Regions from separate parts of the Homo sapiens genome. Here region 2 is linked to region 1. Evidence: chromatin loops called from intact Hi-C (ENCODE). Cell type or tissue: natural killer cell. All regions are shown on one strand.

Region 1 (2,500 bases):
AACCTTTGCCTCCCAGCTTCAAGCGATTCTCCTGCCTCAGCCTCCCAAGTAGCTGAGATTACAGGTGTGCACCACCATGCCCAGCTAATTTTTGTATTTTTAGTAGAGATGCGGTTTCGCCATGTCAGCCAGGCTGGTCTCGAACTCCTGACCTCAAATGATCTGCCCACCTTGGCAGCCTAAAGTGCTGGGATTACAGGCATGAGCCACTGCGCCCGGCCTAATTGCTTTTAAACTGCTATTGTGGTCGGGCACGGTAGCTGACGCCTGTAATCCCAGCACTTTGGGAGGCTGAGGTGGGAGGATCACGAGGTCAGGAGATCGAGAACATCCTGGCTAAGACGGTGAAACCCTGTCTCTACTAAAAATACAAAAAAATTAGCCGGGCGTGGTATCGGGGGCCTGTATCCCCAGCTACTAGGGAGGCTGAGGCAGGAGAGTGGCGTGAACCTGGGAAGCAGAGCTTGCAGTGAGCCAAGACTGCACCACTGCACTCCAGCCTGGGCGACAGAGCGAGACTCCATCTCAAAAAAAAAAAAAAAAACCTGCTATCGTTCTGATGATCTTCACACAAGTTGGCATGCTACATATCATACTCTACCTTATTCCCCAACTGACTCAAGTTTTCCTTCTCTCTCCGTCTCATGCTTCTCTCATCCTTCTCTCTCCAGTCTGCTAACTGGGGACTTCATGAAAGGTATCTATTACAGTCCTACTGGTGTTTCACACTCTTTGTCAAATAAATATTCTTGTTGAATGTCTAGATGCCCAGAATGCCTAGAATGTTAAAAATATGGCCGGGTGCGGTAGCTCATGCCTGTAATCCCAGCACTTTGGGAGGCTGAGGCAGGAGGATCACGAGGTCAAGAGATCGAGACCATCCAGGCCAACCTGGAGAAACCCTGTCTCTACTAAAAATACAAAAATTAGCTGGGCGTCGTGGTGGGCGCCTGTAGTCCCAGCTACTTGGGACGCTGAGGCAGGAGAATTGCTTGAACCCGGGAGGCAGAGGTTGCAGTGAGCCGAGATCATGCCCCCGCACTCCAGCCTGGCAACAGAGCGAGACTGCGTCTCAAAAAAAAAAAAAAAAAGTAGACTAAAGGGTAAGAGATGAGGAGGAAGGAGGCAGAAATAATGCAAGGAGAAGGATACAGGCAAAATACAGATGGCAATAACAGTGTCAGCCAATCAATTGCAGTTCAAAAATAGGCCACTACACATACATCACACCCACTGAAACCTCACACCCAGCCCTTGAGGTGCATATGCATCCTTACTTACAGAACAGGAACCAGAGATGAAGTAAGTTGCCACATGTCATGCCATTTGTAAGCGACAGAAACAAGATTTGAACCCACTTCCACGTAATACAAAGATCAGGAACAAGCTCTTAGCCATGGGCTAGGCCATTTACTATCATTGAAAATTAAAATACCTTATTAAATGACTTACCATACAAAAGCCTTTAGAACAGTTCAGGCCACATACTAAGTGCCAAGTGTTGAAGCTAAACACACACACACACACATAAATAAATACATATATATTCAGGGAATTCATTTCTTCATTTCTATCTTCAGATCTAGGGTATGAGAACGATGCTGCTTGATTGCTATTTTGTACATTAACTTATAGGCTTGTTAATAATTATGCTTTTAGGAGTAAATATAAACTCCACAGACATAAAGAAGAGAATAATAAACGTGTCTTTTCTAGAATCTTTCATTTGAACCTTGATCCACTTATAAAAGAACAGTTATAGCAACAATATCCATTTTTGGTAATACTTATAATAAAATTCTTTATACTTTTCTCTTCTTTGCAATAAAAAGCATTTGAAACTTTTTTAAGCCTAAAAAGATTAAGCTGCAGTTGCAAAATTTATTTCCTGCATTTATACTAACCACTTCCTTTTTAAAAAAAAATGTTCTCTAAATTGTTATAGTGAACAATTCCTTCAGATGACTACAGTCAGACATTTTAGAAGAAACAGAAACGTGGGGAAGGCACTGAAGATATTAACATGTTCCATAAAGATGTCAACCTAGTACTACAGCAATGGTAACCAAAATATTCAATAGTACAATTCCTTATATGTACAATAACTAAAGTGGTCATTGTGCTAGAGACTGTTTCCCCAAATGGTAAAAAAATTTAACACTCTGCTACGCAGCTGGCTTCACTTAGAATAGAGCCAACTCCATCCTGTTGGCTTCACAGAGTTGGCAACACTGATTCCAACCGAAGAAAACCTAAACTACTAAATTTCGTTTGTTTTCTTAAGATAATTATCAAACTGATCATCATTTAAAGTAAACTCCTTCATTCTTGCTTAAAATTGACAGATTCCTATCTATAACTTTCTTTTTCTCTTTAAAATATTCTATTATAGAATATATAACACATTAAAAATTACATGTGGCTGGGCATGGTGGCTCACACCTGTAATCCCAGCACTGTGGGAGGCCAAGGCAGACGGATCACTTGAGCCCAGAAGTTC
Region 2 (2,500 bases), 180 kb after region 1:
AGCATAAGAAATAAAATCTTTGGAGATTGAAATCAAGGGCTTATGTCTGTGGATAGGGTGAGGAAGGGTTAAGAACAACCTGACTAAAGTGTCTTGTGCTCCCGGTGGGTGTGGCTGTTAGCAATATCTTGGTCACCTGGAGAGAGAGAAGAAATTCAAGTGTAACTAGCAGAGTAGCCATGTCTCTCCGCTGCACGTATTAATTCACACTGTAAGTGTCACATACTTTTCTTTGAGTGATTCTGTTTTCTGTTTCCTAGTTCATTTGTGAAAGCAAATTGTTAAAGTGGTGTCCTAATTTTAATGTTGATCTGATTTCCTGTTTCTTTCCTCCTCATGCAGATTGTGTGTTACATATACTTCACTAGGATCATTGCATTTCTCCTCAAACTCGCTGTTCCATTCCAGTGGAAGTGGCTCTACCAGGTACGCTGCTCACAGGGCAGAATGCCAGAGAATTTATGCCTGAGGATAAAGTCTTGAAGTGTAACTTAACAGTTGTTACTAATTTATCTGGGAATGACCACTAAGACCTTCCATCTCTTCTTTTTTTTAACTAAAAATTTTTTTTTTAGTTTTTGAGACAGGGTCTCACTCTGTCACCCAGGCTGGAGTGCAGTGGCGCAATCTCAGCTCACTGCAACCTCCACCTCCCGGGTTCAAGCGATTCTCCTGCCTCAGCCTCCTGAGTAGCTGGGATTATAGGGATGCACCACCATGCCCAGTTAATTTTTGTTTTTTTAGTAGAGATGGGGCTTTGCAGTGTTGGCCAGGCTGGTCTCAAACACCTGATCTCAAGTGATCCGCCCACCTTGGCCTCCCAGTGTTCTGGGATTACAGGTGTGAGCCACCACACTTGGCCTCCTTCCATCTCTTCTGGCCTATAATTGAGATGATCTGTTTGTCCAGAAATGCTGCTGGATTCTATGAGGAATCTGAAAATAATTGCATTCTTGATTTTAGTTTTCAGTCTTAAAAGTCAAGAGAAAAGCTTCAGGTAGAGAAAGATTTGCCCTGAATCATTAGAACTTAGATGAGATGTGGTCCTTTCCTTTAGTTACAGGGCTGAGTAGTTAGAATTCAGGCTGCCCTTCTTCTTTGCCCATTTTATTATTTCGATAATAAGTATCTTTGCGACAAACTAGAACTAGCTTAACTACTAGAGGAAGCCACCAAATGACTTTTTTCTTGAATAACTCACTGGGTGCTGTAGGCACTGTGGGAGGAAGTGGGTATGTGGTGAGCTCTTAAAAGCTACCCATGAAGACTGGTGAAAGCACAGCAGAGCACAGCCTCGGAAATGTCAGCCCTGGGCAGGACACTCCTCGTTTAGGCCTCGGCAAGTCTAAGGAAAATGCCCTGTAGCAGGAAGTGGCATCTGAGTAAAGAACCATCGAGTGGTGGGTTGTGGGGAAATATGTCAGTTTGTTGAATTCCACTGCTTTCTGAAGAACAGTGTTGCTAATCTCTTTATTTTGGGGTGGTTTTTAAACTTGCAGCTCCTGGATGAAACGGCCACACTGGTCTTCTTTGTTCTAACGGGGTATAAATTCCGTCCGGCTTCAGATAACCCCTACCTACAACTTTCTCAGGAAGAAGAAGACTTGGAAATGGAGTCCGTGTAAGAAATCTTTCTTCCCTCTTCCTTAGCCCTGACCCCTTTGCCTAACACAAAGCAGCACAGTGTGAATCGGGTCGGCTGCTCTCAGCATTTCGTGGCTGCAGGGGTGGTTCCTCTATTTTTAGCAGAAGGAAGCGGACACTGGAGCCCCAGGCTGTCTGATCTGGTTTGAAGTACAGTATCTGCCAAACCTAGCTGGGTCTTGTCAGGGAAGATGGAACTTGCCGTTCCACTAAGCATCATTGGAGCCTGCTTTCAAGAACTCAGTGGCAAGAACTTAGGAATATACGTGGCCAGTTCACGAGGGAGAACAGGGGGCCGACTTTCTGTCAGGCCCGCCATCAGGCGCTTACGTCTGAAAATGGAATCTTCTGAGTCATCTCTAAGTCTGCTAATGATCCTCAGACATCCTCTATCGTCAGATAACTGCGTGGCTTTTCACAGCACAATGACTTTGACCTATATCTGAGCACTAATAGGGGCTTTTCTGAGTCACACAGTGAATGACTCTAGGGTCCTATTTTCTGGGAAAGGGCCATCATTGTCTAGAAAAATGAGTAGTGATTAAGCATATTTGCTTGTTAACTGAAATTTGATAAGCCAGGTCAATGCTGTGTTTGATGATTAGCCTAAGGCAGAGTTTTCCCTTCTTGGTTCACTGGTATCAAGTGTTCTGCCCCCAGCCCTGGCAGCCTTTGAATTCTTCCCAATTCAGAGGCTGAGACTCGGCCCATGCTAAGCTCTGCTTGGCTGTCAGCGGGTCAGGCAGCATGGGACAGCTCTCTCTGCTCAGCTCCACGGCAACAGTAAAGGAAGGCAGGTCCTGCCAGCGGGCGCCAAACAGCATCTCCCCATGCAGAGGAAGAAACACCTCCTTCT

Evidence for each region. A loop is a pair of places that touch in the nucleus more often than their neighbours do. Peaks named below come from ENCODE experiments on the same cell type or tissue, not always from the same donor. Only the 100,000 strongest peaks of a DNase experiment are listed, where the experiment ranks them.
Region 2: it touches region 1 in a loop (2.1-fold over the local background); 1 of 110 quality-filtered maps calls a loop at or near these places.

Annotation. Positions count from the first base shown.
Region 1 is chr9:129,943,466-129,945,965 of GRCh38, forward strand. All of the region lies in intron 6 of FNBP1 (formin binding protein 1), which reads right to left. Among named protein-coding and RNA genes, the nearest start is that of MIR6855, 75 kb to the left of the region's middle. RefSeq lists a silencer at 1,200-1,279. In natural killer cell, no CTCF peak of the experiment used is centred here; DNase peaks (open chromatin) are centred at 1,246 and 1,986; H3K27ac peaks cover 2,438 bases.
Region 2 is chr9:130,127,141-130,129,640 of GRCh38, forward strand. It overlaps GPR107 (G protein-coupled receptor 107), which reads left to right. Exons shown (of 18, transcript NM_020960.5): 16 at 343-426; 17 at 1,500-1,621. Among named protein-coding and RNA genes, the nearest start is that of GPRACR, 16 kb to the right of the region's middle. RefSeq lists an enhancer at 1,818-2,037. In natural killer cell, no CTCF peak of the experiment used is centred here; DNase peaks (open chromatin) are centred at 181, 1,281 and 2,011; H3K4me3 peaks cover 631 bases; H3K27ac peaks cover 2,500 bases.